Regions from separate parts of the Homo sapiens genome. Here region 2 is linked to region 1. A link is a contact called in ENCODE Hi-C or POLR2A ChIA-PET data. All regions are on one chromosome and are shown on one strand. The core of a region is the stretch at or near the end of the contact, and the rest is flanking DNA. Distances in the headings are between cores, read along the strand shown. Region 1 overlaps SEPTIN6 (septin 6). Region 2 has its middle 12 kb from the start of SLC25A5-AS1.

Evidence for each region. A loop is a pair of places that touch in the nucleus more often than their neighbours do. ChIA-PET counts read pairs that join two places held with the same protein, here RNA polymerase II (POLR2A). Pooled maps may share reads with other maps.
Region 2: a loop to region 1 is called in a pooled map, with 2.2 times the contacts of the local background. The contact joins two enhancer-like sites. A Hi-C loop is called at or near these places in 1 of 50 pooled maps. POLR2A ChIA-PET finds 5 or more read pairs at or near these places in 5 of 52 experiments (HEK293, T-cell, activated CD4-positive, alpha-beta T cell and 1 more).

The regions. Positions count from the first base shown.
Region 1 is chrX:119,665,549-119,671,998 of GRCh38, reverse strand. All of the region lies in intron 2 of SEPTIN6 (septin 6), which reads left to right. Among named protein-coding and RNA genes, the nearest start is that of MIR766, 22 kb to the right of the region's middle. RefSeq lists an enhancer at 5,786-5,875. Within about 2 kb of position 4,623, at least 5 of the 41 ENCODE cell types and tissues checked have a DNase peak (open chromatin) inside an H3K27ac peak, as active enhancers do.
Region 2 is chrX:119,477,887-119,484,257 of GRCh38, reverse strand. No RefSeq gene overlaps it. Among named protein-coding and RNA genes, the nearest start is that of SLC25A5-AS1, 12 kb to the right of the region's middle. RefSeq lists enhancers at 1,531-1,580, 1,631-1,730. Within about 2 kb of position 1,622, at least 23 of the 41 ENCODE cell types and tissues checked have a DNase peak (open chromatin) inside an H3K27ac peak, as active enhancers do.

The DNA of each region.
Region 1 (6,450 bases), core at 3,374-5,873:
AGTAGCTCTGAAGCTGCAATGTCAGCCCAGCCATGAGGCTGGATCCAGTCACTGACTTCGCAAAGGGTCCATAGCTTAGCTGCTGAAGGTGATCTTTTATCTTGCAGAGCTTTTTGTGATGATAGTTCATGCCTACTGCCTGTGTACATTTACTCCCTTAATGACTGTTATAACAAGATGCTGTTTGGGCATAGAATATATTTCCCCAAAGTATTTTCTTTTCTTTTCTTTTGAGACACAGTCTTGTTCTATTGCCCAGGCTGGAGTGCTGTGGCGTGATCACAGCTTACTGCAGCCTCAACCTCCCAGGCTCAAGCAATCCTCCCACCTCAGCCTCCTGAGTAGCTGGGACTACAGGCACATGCCACCATGCCTGGCTAATTTTTTTTTAATTAAAATTATTGTGTAGAGGGCCAGGCGCGGTGGCTCACGCCTGTAATCCCAGCACTTTGGGAGGCCGAGGTGGGCGGATCATGAGGTCAGGAGATCGAGACCATCCTGGCTAACACGGTGAAACCCCGTCTCTACTAAAAATACAAAAAAGTTAGCCAGGCGTGGTGGCGGGCGCCTGTAGTCCCAGCTACTCAGGAGGCTGAGGCAGGAGAATGGCGTGAACCCGGGAGGCGGAGCTTACAGTGAGCGGAGGTCACGCCACTGCACTCCAGCCTGGGTGACAGAGTGAGATTCCGTCTCAAAAAAAAAAAAAAACTTATTGTGTAGAGATGAGGTCTCACTATGTTGCCCAGGCTGGTCCCTAACTCCTGGGCTCAAGCAGTCCTCCCTACTTGGCCTCCCAAAGTCCTGGAATTATGGGCATGAGCCACCATACCCAAACGTTTCTTTTTCTTGATAGGGCATTTTTGGTGTAAAATTATGGTAGCACTAGCTTCAATTATTAACAAAGACCTAGGATATTTTTTCACACTATTGTTTATCTTGGTGCTGGGCTGCCGATCATAGGCCTACATCCAGCAAGGTATCCTACATGCATGTGTGCATGTGTGTACATCTGTGCACATATGTGTGTTGCAACTAAGAGAGAGCATTTTTTTTTTTTTTTGAGATGGAGTTTCGCTCTTGTCACCCAGGCTGGAGTGCGATGGCACGATCTTGGCGCACCAAAACCTCCACCTCCCGGGTTCAAGCAATTCTCCTGCCTCAGCCTCCTGAGTAGCTGAGATTATGGGCGTGCACCACCACACCCAGCTAATTTTGTATTTTTAGTAGAGACGGGGTTTCTCCATGTTGGTCAGGCTGGTCTCAAACTCCCAACCTCAGGTGATCTGCCTGCCTCGGCCTCCCAAAATGCTGGGATTGTAGGTGTGAGCCACTGCGTCCGGCCGAGAATTTTTGATAATCCAGAACCTAATTTATAGTAAGGATACCAATAAACGGCACCTGCAATTCTTCTTCTTCTTCTTTTTTTTTTTTTTTTTTTGAGACAGAGTCTCACTCTGTCACCCAGGCTGCAGTGGAGTGGCACTATCTCTGCTAACTGCAACCTCCATCTCCCAGGTTCAAGTGATTCTCATGCTTCAGCCTCCCTAGTACTTGGGATCACAGGTGCGCACCACCATGCCCAGCTGATTTATTTTGTATTTTTAGTAGAGACAGGGTCTCACCATGTTGGCCAGGCTGGTCTCGAACTCTTGACCTCAAGTGATCCGCCCACCTGGACCTCCCAAAATGCTGGGATTATAGGCATGAGCCACCACACCTGGCCTATTATTCTTTTTAGAGGACTAGGCACATGAGTGTGAACATATTATGACTCCTCTCCAATATATTCTCTAGGGTTGACCATAATTACCGAAGAGGTGAGGTTCCTCTTTCTCCCCATAAAAACACATATACTAGTCCCTTAGCTTTGGAAATTTCAAGGATCCCCTGATCCTAGATGCAGTACAGAATGCCTCAGAGGAACCACCAGAGCCAACAGTACAAATATTCTGGGGCCCGTTGCTTTGCACTCCTGGGAACAAGCCCCAAAGAGACTCATCCATCTAAATGCTACAGTAGCAGTCATGGCTGTGAAGAGCACAAAGGGTCATAATGATAATATTTACTTTGAAGCTGCTCAGGATTCCAGGCTCAATTGGGCTCTGTTGAACATGGAAAAAAACAGTCACACAAGAGAAGCAGGATTGAGGCTTGCTGCAGGAGGAGGGAAAGGGCAGCTAGCATTCTATCAAGGCCAAGGATCAATTGTTTCATCCCTTCATATCTGGGAAAGGCAGCTGCTTATTTGTCTAAAACAGGCTGCCAGCAGTGGTGTGCTGGTCAACGTCACAGCCCATCTCAGGAGAAAAACTGTTGTGGTTTGAAGCATCTGCTGATTTTGTTGGTGTCATTACTCCTGCCATGGCTGCTGTTAAGCTACCAACATGACATCACTGCACGTGGGCTTGGGAAGAGATGCAGGAAGCGGACGAGCCGGCTCCAGCACACCACTGCCTGCCAGGCCTCTGCAAGATCAGGAAGGAGAAAGGACAAGGTCACAGAGCCAGGCATAACCTTGTCCCTTTCCATAGGCTTCCTTAGCCAACCGGAGTTCCTGGAATGTTTCCTTTTGGGCACCTCCCTGTTGAACTCAGAGACGTTTCTCTGGGTTCAACATTCAGAACTGGAAGAGACTTTAGGTCCACAAGAACAGGGATTGTGGCTATCTTGTTCATTGCTGTATCTGCAGCTCCTATAACTGTGCCTGGCTCCTGTTAGAGTCTTTGTAAATACTCGTTGAATGACTGAATGAACAAACGTATCACGCCTATGCGTCTCGCTAGAGCACATTGGTTAAAAGCATGGACTCCAGCGTCGGCCTGCCTGGATTCAAATGCTGGCTCTGCCACTTACTAGTTTGTGACCTTGGACTAGTTACTTCTTCCACATTTTATTTTATTATTACTAGTTTTCAAAATAGACCTATTATGCTAAGTGAAGTAACTCAGGAATGGAAAACCGAACATTGTATGTTCTCACTCATAAGTGGGAGCCAAGCTATAAGGATGCAAAGGCATAAGAATAACACAATGGACTTTGGGGACTCAGGGGGAAAGGGCGGGAAGGGGGTGAGGAATAAAAGACTACAAATTGGGTTCAGTGTATACTGCTCAGGAGATGGGTGCATCAAAATCTCACAAATCACCACTAAAGAACTTACTCATATAACCAAATACCACCTGTCCCCAAAAACCTATGGAAATAAAAAATAAAACAGAGACAGGGTCTATGTTGGTCAGGCTGGTCTCGAATTCCTGGCCTCAACTGATCCTCCTGCTTCAACCTCCCAAAGTGCTGGGATTACAGGCATGAGCCACTGCGCCCGGCCCCTCCACATTTTATAGATGAGGAAAGTAAGGTGCAGAGATGCTGAGGAACTGGTGCAAATTTACACAGCTAGTAAGTGGCTTGGTTAACCCATCTATAAATTGAGGACAAATAGTAACATCTTCCTCATGGGCTTGCTGTGAGGAATAAATAAGAAAATATATGTAAAAAACTTAGAGCAGTGTCTGTAAACAATAGCTGTTATTACCAACGCTCTCATTTTATAGAAAAAGAGACTGGGACCCAGAGAGGGGAAAGAGCTCAGTTCATGTCACAAAGTAACTTAGTGATAACCTGGCTAGAAGTCTTTTCTTTTTCTTTCTCTGTCTCTCTCTCTGTCTCTCTCTCTCTCTCTCTCTGTCTTTCCTTTCTTTCTTAGACAGGATCTCGCTCTGTCGCCCAGGCTGGAGTGTGGTGGTGAGATCTCTGCTCACTGCAACCTCCGCCTCCCGGGTTCAAACGATTCTCCACCCTCAGCCTCCTGAGTAGCTGGGATTACAGGAGCCTGCCACCATGCACGGCTAATTTTTGTATTTTTAGTAGAGACGGGATTTCACCATGTTAGCCAGGCTGGTCTCCAACTCCTGACCTCAGGTGATCTACCCGCCTCGACCTCCCAAAGTGCTGGGATTACAGGCCTGAGCCACCGTCCCGCAAGAGCATAGTTTGAAAAAAAACATATTTCGTAGTACTCATATATGTTTTAATTTTTTTTAAAACTATTGTTTCCAGAATACTATCTACATTAAGCAAAGTGAGATGAAATCCTCTTGGCTGGTGGAGCATGCGTTAAAAACCTTACTATCCACTTGGAGGAGCCCTGGGAGGGCTGGGGGAGGAGGAGTGAGAAATTGACCCCTCGGGACTCCTCAGGTTTCCTGCTGGAATCGAATTGCCAAGTCTCCACCTTCCTGCAGGGGTGTGGAATCTGCTGACCTGATCCCAGTTAGGTCACGTGTGCCTCCCCCTCACAACACACTCACACTCAGTACTGGGCCCAGGGCAGCCGTGGGAGGGGCAGCATCCTAGGATCAGGCTGGGTCTGTGCCAGTCATTGACAGAAAGCCTCCCCGACCCCCAGGCTCTACACTGATGGAAAACTGGAACAGGAGCTCTCGATAGCCATAGGATGAGCTCGCTTGATTTTCTGCCCTCTCTACTATTGCATTTATCTCAATTCCCTAGACACCCGGGTGTTCTTTTCTTCCAGACGTTCATTATTTGGCATCTAATTTCCACAGCGCTTTTGTGCCAGCAGGCATTTGGGTGGTCATTTCTCCTGCTGTTCCTCCCAGCTCCCTGTCCTGCCCTGCCCGGCCCCCATTCCTCCAGCTGTGCAAACAGGGTGGGTCCCTCAACGCTGCGGTGCTGCCCCTGAGGCCTTCTGTGTGAACCTTGGGTTAGGCACTCTCGGGGGTACTGGAAGATGGCCCATCTCCTGCTCTCTGAGAATTCTTAGGATCGGGGAGCCAGGGTGCCCACTCTGGGTGCTGGGGAAACAGGACCCCCACTCCCTAGGAGCTACAGGGCATTCGGCAGGGAGCTCATGCAACAGAAGGGTTTTGGGAGTTGGGGGTAAGGATGGTTCTGTTCCATGTGCTCCCTTCTGTTCCATGGGAGGGAGTTGGGGGTAAGGATGTACATGGAAAATTCATCAGGCACATAGGAAGATGAGCTAAACTGTAGCTCAAACCTCAGTGCCCTCGAGAGGGGAGGTGAGTTAGGATGTGGGAGCCACACTGTGTTCCCACCTCCAAGGTGCTGGCCCCGTTTGCAGTTAAGGTGCACCCCAACTTTGGGTGAGGTGGGGTGTGATACATTCCACTGCTTGGCCAAGTCTGCCACCTCCCATGGCAAAGGCCCCACCTCATAAAATTCTTCTTGGGACCCAAATACTTCCTGTTCCTTTAGGGGAGGAAAAAGGGGGCCTCTTCTTCAAGAGTCTTTGCTGCTAATGGATATAGCAGACCCTGGCTTGAAACATGATCTGTGTGAGGAACCATTTCCCCACACTCTGGCAATTTACCAAGTTAGTCAGACCTGGCTATGAAATTGGGCTGGGGGGCCGGGTAGCCAGACTGAATTGAATGTTCTCCTTGTTCTCCCTCCCTCTCCCTGTCTCCCTCCTCTCTCTTATCTCTTCTCTCTCTCTCCCTTCTCTCTGTCCACACACAGAAAACTCTCATCATACACAGATATTTTAAAAGGCACCTCCTGCATTCATAGCTCATTATTTGGGATAAAAGAAGCAGGCTAGACACACCCAGAGTGGGGAGGGGAGATGGAGCATTTTCAGTTCTGCATCATGTAGCTCTAACCGTAGCCCTGAACCACCCTGCAGATGTGTGCTTTTGGTCGCAAGGCGGGGTTTGGCAGGCCACAATTTGCCCAATGCAAACCCAGTCCCGACTGTGAAGAGAAGTCGAGGCTCACATTCCCCCTGGGTTGGGGAGAGGAGAGGGAAAAACAGGGATGATGATAGCGGAATAAATGGGAGAGTAGTCTTTGTCTTCAAAGGGCAGGCCAGAGTAATTAATGATATCCTCTCTTCGAAGTGCCTGCCTCTCTACTGACTCTTTTTTTTTTTTTTGAGATGGAGTCTCACTCTGTCGCCCAGGCTGGAGTGCAGTGGCGCGATCTCAGCTCACTGCAAGCTCCACCTCCTGGGTTCACGCCATTCTCCTGCCTCAGCCTCCCAAGTAGCTGGGACTACAGGCACCCACCATCACGCCTGGCTAATTTTTGTATTTTTTTAGTAGAGACGGGGTTTCACCGTGTTAGCCAGGATGGTCTCGATCTCCTGACCTCGTGATCCACCCACCTCGGCCTCCCAAAGTGCTGGGATTACAGGCGTGAGCCACCGCGCCTGGCCCTCTCTACTGACTCTTTAATTCCTGGTATTCCTGAGTCACTTGGGGTGGGCTGAGGGGTCAAATACAGCCTGGATCTGTAGAGATTATAAGCAGCGCCCAGCCCAGTTTGTGGCCTCATATCAGATTCCTGTTTAGCCCCCTTGTCACCAACTCCTGACTTCTTGTGATGTCCCATTCCCTGAAGTCTTGTTGGCTCCTGACAGTGGCTTGGTATCCCTTGATCTCCCAGGAATAAGCTTCCAAAACCTTC
Region 2 (6,371 bases), core at 373-2,872, 180 kb after region 1:
AATACAAAATTAGCTGGGTGTGGTGGTGAGCGCCTGTAATCCCAGCTACTCATGAGGCTGAGGCTGGAGAATCGCTTGAACCCAGAAGGTGGAGGTTGCAGTGAGCCGAGATGGCACCACTGCACTCCAGCCTGGGCAACAGAGCGAGATTCTATCTAAAAAAAAAAAAAAAAAATGTGTACTGTTAAAAATGTAATTTAAATTACTTACTTCATGGATAAGTATGTTCTCATGAACATTAAAACATTATAAATCTGGCTATCATTGTAGATCTGACCACCGCTACCCTACTCCAGACTCCCTCAGAGATACAGAAGAGGAAACTGAGACTCAAAGAAGTGACATGGTGTGCCCAAGGCCACACAGCTAGTGCCTGTGGGGGATTTTCTGATTCTAAATCTCTCTCTGTTTTTTTTCTTTTTTGAGACGGAGTCTCACTCAGTCGCCCAGGCTGGAGTGCAGTGGTGCAATCTTGGCTTACTGCAACCTCCACTTCCCGGGGTTCAAGCAATTCTCCTGCCTCAGCCTCCCAAGTAGCTGAGACTACAGGCATGCGCCACCACGCCCTGCTAATTTTTTTTTTTTTTTTTTTTTTTTTAGTAGAGACAGGATTTTACCTTGTTGGTCAAGCTGGTCTCGAACTCCAGACCTCAAATAATCCACCCACCTTGGCCTCCCAAAGTGTTGGGATTACCGGCGTGAGCCACCGCGCCCAGCCTGACTTTAAATCTCTTGCTATTCTAATTTTTCTACACTGCCTCCCATCACCACAAGAATCCTTTCTATTCCTCACTGTGTCCCTGGTGCCCAGCACAGGGCTCTGCACCAAAGCTGGGGCTCAGCAAATATTTCCATATCAATGGATTCCCTGGCAGAGGGTTTCCTTTGCACGAAGGCATTGCCTTCTGAGGTGGGCTACACCGACCTCATTTGGTCAGTGAAGGCTCGAAGTGGCAACTGAGGCCATGCAGGCATCCTCCCAGGTGTCCCTTCTGCCACCCCAGGGCTTGGCGACATCAGGGATCCTGAGAGTCTCCTTTGGGAGCCAATACAGTGAGACCCAGTAGAGGTACACCAGGTGTTTGCTGGGCACACGCTATGTGGCTGCCGGTATGCCAATGGCCGTGTGTGACTCGGGGGAGAAATGCAAAGTATGATATTGTTGAGCCAAGATTTGTCCCATACGTAGGACACAGTGACCAGCCAGCACATATCCAAGTTCTAAATTATGCAGTGCTGATGATGCTTTGGGGGTTCAGGGGAGGAAGAGCTTGGCTGGAGCGGCCAGGGTAGACTTCTTGGGGGCGGTGGGTTTAGCTGAGCTTGGTGGAAAGCGGTCTGCGTGGAGGACACAGCTCTTCCAGCGGAGTCGGCCGCGGTGCCCAGGCCGAGGCGAGAAGCAGCGCGCCCTCTGCAGGCAGGTGCGAGAGGCGGCCGGAGACCCGCCTGGGCACGTGGACTGGAAAAGGAAGGAGTCGGCCATCGGCTGCTGCCGCTGCGGCTGCGCTGCGACTTTTTCAGCCTGTCTGTCTCAATCCAGCCTTGCACTTCGGCGACTTTCAACCGCCATTAGGCCTGCAAAAGCCGCGTTTTTTCCCTCAGGGCGTGCCCTGCCCTCCTCTCTCCTAGTTGTCTGCAGCTCCCCGCCTGGCGGGCCGGGCCATTTCCTTCTGCTGCTACTCGGCATAGTCCTAGCGGACTGTTTTAGCCACCGCGCTGAGAGCGCTCTTTACAAAGTTTCCCAGATTACAAAACCGGCGCCTAAAGGGAAGGGGCCGACTCTGAGAGAGCCCGTAGTTATTTAACAAACACTTAAGCGCATATTATATGCTAGGCTTTGTGCCAAGCGCCTCGCAAATATTAATTTATTTCATCCTCACTACAGTGCCAGGCAAGTAGTGTTCTTGACCCCATTTTCCGGCTGAGCAAGGTGAGGCAGTGAGACTTAGAATCTTGCTCACCATTTCACAGCTGGAAAGGGGCGGAACCATGCTCTTAACCACTGCACCAAGCGCCTCTCCAGGGGCTCCTCACATGGGTAGGTCCCCAAGCAGGCCGATGGTCCCTAAAGAGCTTGAACCCCTCCCTTCCTCTGGGCCTCCGTGGTTATTTTCCAGGCACCGCAGCATTAAGTGCTACTTTCTGACTCTCTCTAAGTTGGGGGGGGGTTCCCTTTGTTTTCAGGGTTTTCATCTGCAGGTGTTACACGTGGTTTGCCAGGTGCCTCGGTTTCCTCATCTGGGAAATGGTAATCTTAGCACCTGCATCATAAGGCCACTGAAAGGATTAAATGAGTATCCACAATTAAAAGAGTGCCTGGCCCATAGTCAAAGCTCAAGAAATGACAATGGATGTTACTACTGAGCAAGTCCGCTGCTGCACTCCTGGAGGCCTCCCACTCACAAGTGAGAGAGAACAAACTCTGCCTGCTTCCTGAGCACGTCAAAAAGGGCCACATTCACTCAAGGGTTCTCATGGGCTTTTAGTGGCTGAAATAGTCTTAGAAGCTGGGAACATTAGGCCCAGGTCTGGGAGCAGGTCTGGCCTAATCAGCCCTAATCAGTCACATGGGCGTGCAGTTGGCACAGCTCTATCGGCAGCGTCCTCAGGTGCCCCAGGAACATGTCTGTTCCTCTCCCCTTGGAGTGGCCTGAGTCATGTTGTGTGACAGCCACTGTTCAATATTGTCATCATCACAACCAGACATCCATCAGGCAATTACTATGTGGAGGGCTCTGTGTTAGGGGCTCATGACAAGATGGCCAGCACATGTGTGGCACAGGCCAGCATCCCATGAACACAGTATGGTAGAAGCCCTGGATGTGGAGTCAGCTGTTTTTCACACAGATTTCAGGAGGGGAGGGGTGTGTGCCAAGGTCCCGCCTCTCTGGTTCTCTAGCATGGACAACATAGCAGCAGTACAGGAACCAGTTGATTTCCCAACCCCTGCAATATCCAGATCTTCCCTGTAAGCCCAGGGTCTGGAAAAACAATAGCTGCAAGTCAAAAGGCCCCGGACATTTGCTGAATTATTATGTAAGAAAATGAAAAAGAAAGGCCCTGTACATTTATTGCTACAGAATTGTTCCCAGGTATCAAGTGGCTGGATCGAGCCAAAATTCATTCATGCCAATCAATAACCAATGCACAAACCCTACAACATGCCATTCATTCATTCTCTATTTATTTCGTTATACAGATATTTATTTATTTATTTTTGAGACAGGGTCTCTCTCTGTCACCCAGGCTGGAGTGCAATGGCTCGATCTCGGCTCACTGCAACCTACACCTCCCGGGTTCAAGCCATTCTCCTGCCTCAGCCTCCCGAGTAGCTGGGACTACAGTGCCCGCCACCACACCTAGCTAATTTTTGTATTTTTAGTAGAGATTGGGTTTCACTATGTTGGCCAGGCTGGTCTCAAACTCCCAATCTCAAGTGATTCGACTGCCTCGGCCTCCCAAAGTGCTGGGATTATAGGCATGAGCCACTGTGCCTGGCTATTTTATTTATTTATTTATTTATTTATTTATTTATTTATTTATTTATTTAGAGATAGAGTCTCTGTCGCCCTGGCTGGAGTGCAGTGGTGCGATCTCAGCTCACTGCAACTTCCACCTCCCGGGCTCAAGCGATTCTCCGGCCTCAGCCTCCTGAGTAGCTGGGACTACAGGCATGTGCCACCACACCCAGCTAATTTTTTGTATTTTTAGTAGTTACGGTGTTTCACCATGTTGGCCAAGCTAGTCTCAAACTCCTGACCTCAAATGACCCACCCGCCTCGGCCTCCCAAAGTGGTGGGATGACAGGTGTGAGCCACTGCACTTGGCCCATTTTCTCATTTATCTCCTCCTTCAGCAAACATTTACCACACATTCACTATGTGTTAGGTTCTATGCTCAGTTTTAGGAATGTAAAGAGAAACGAGACATAGCCCTTAATGAGGACAGACAAATAAATACTTGGTTGTGATACCATGAAATAAACATTATAATTCATTCACTTAACAACTATTTCTTGAACATCTACTATGTGCCAGGCACTGTTCTAGACACTGGGGACACATGAATGAAACAGACAAAATATCTGCCTTTGTGAAGCTGACAGAGATAGATTACTTTAGAAGTACAGAGGAGAGAGCAATGAGTATGGGCAGGTGGAGTCTGGGAAGGCTCCCAGAGGTGGTGCAATCTGAGCTGGGTCTTGAAGGATCATGCCCTGGCAGAGGGGCAGGTAAGGGCATGCTGGGAAAAACAATAGTACAGCCAAGCTTGGAAATATGAAAGTGAATGACATAGGTAGGAAATGGCAAGTGGAACTGCAGATCACGTGCAGGAGGAGGAACAGAACATGAGGCGCACAGTACTGTCTCTCAATATAAGGTGCAATCAGATAAAATAGCCCAAAGCCCAACTCATTGCATTTTTCTTTTTCTTTTGTTCTTTTTTTTTCTCGAGACGGAGTCTCGCTCTGTCGCCCAGGCTGGAGTGCAGTGGCGCAATCTTAGCTCGCTGCAAGCTCCGCCTCCTGGGTTCACGCCATTCTCCTGCCTCAGCCTCCCAAGTAACTGGGACTACAGGCACCTGCCACCATGCCCGGCTAATTTTTTGTATTTTTAGTAGAGATGGGGTTTCACCACGTTAGCCAGGATGGTCTCGATCTCCTGACCTCGTGATCTGCCTGCCTCGGCCTCCCAAAGTTTTTTTGAGACTGAGTTTCACTCTGTCACCCAGGCTGAAGTGCAATGGTGCGATCTCAGCTCACTGCAGCCTCCGCCTCCCGGGTTCAAGCGATTCTCCTGCCTCAGCCTCCTGAGTAGCTGGGATTACGGGTGCCCGCTACCACACTCAGCTAATTTTTGTATTTTTAGCAAAGACGGGGTTTCACCACGTTGGCCAGGCTGGTCTCGAACTCCTGACCTCAGGTGATCTGCCCGCCTAGGCTTCCCAAAGTGCTGGGATTACAGGCGTGAGCCACTGTGCCCAGCCTCACTGCATTTTTCTGAGAGCCAACCCTGGTTAGAGGTAAGGGTGCGGCCAACACCAACTCCTCCTGTGGTTGTTAGTTGGTATGGGCCTTACGCAAAGTCCTAATGACCCCAGCCTCAGGCTTGTAACCTTAGAGAGAGGCTCAGTATTCCTTGTGAAGAGCCGTCATTTAAAAGGAAGATCTGTCTTGGAAAAGCCAAAGAAATGTGAATAAATTCAAATTTAACTCTAGAGCTTTAGGGTCAAGTAGTTTTTAATGACCATAATTCTTAAATTGGCTGAAAATAGAAAATAACCCATACTCTAAAAATGGACTTTACAAACAGTGCTTTGGTTATTATAATTTATTTTTTCTTTTGTTATCTCTTTTTTTATCCAACTGAGGTTATTATAATTTCTATTTAATATTTGTCAAATGGATTTTGTCAGTTGGTATTGAAACTAGCCGGCTTTCATATTTTAATATAGTTCATGACCCAAAATAAATAGTTGGACAGGGTCACCTTGAAGTTCTCTTTGAAACCTTTTGCCGAGTCAGATAGCTCAGAGGACATTATCTCATCTCTCTAAGCTTCGGTTTCATAGCTGTGAAATGGAGTGAATAATAATACCTGCCTCTTAGGGCTGTTGAGACAATAGGGACAGTTAATCCATGTAAAGTGCTTAGCACAACATCTGGCATATAAGATGTCAAAATAATGAGCTATGATCTTGATTCTGTAGTTTTAGAGAAATTACTGTTACCTGGTTGTATCGATTGTTTAACCTGAAGACGCAGGCTTAACTTAATTCAATCTATCTAGCCCTAGAAACTCCAAAAAGAACCACAGCCCACAGTAGATTTGAGGAATTATATTGTAGCTTAAAAAGGAAAGTTGATTTCCAGGTTTCCTGGTAGACAAACTGAGCCACTAACTAGTGACGGGATGTGATATGACCCAAGACAAAGAAACATGGAGCCGAAGTGGGATTACAATTTCAGTGGTCAAACTCCTAGCTTTCTACCCTAATTGGCAAACAGCACGCTTTTACCCAGAAGCCCAAGCGTCCTTACCCCCTGATCTTCACTTCTGGGATAAAGCCATTATGAAGCTCAATTTTTGTAATAAATGGACTCCTGAACCCTGGACTTAGTTGTGAAAGTGAAAGGAGATCCTTTGCTTCTAAAGGTCTCAGTAAATTTTCTCCTCCCTGCAGCTTCTTTCCCTAGGGAGTGAAGTCATAGGGTTGGGTAATCAGGCTGGGACCTCATGGGTTCCTTGAAATACTACGAGAGCAAAGGAAGCTGTGAGAAGAATCCTGGTGACCACACAGTGGCCCCTGGGTCAGGTGAGCAGTGCAGTCTGGTTGTGAGGCAGGACGGATTTATCTTTGACCTTTGGTCT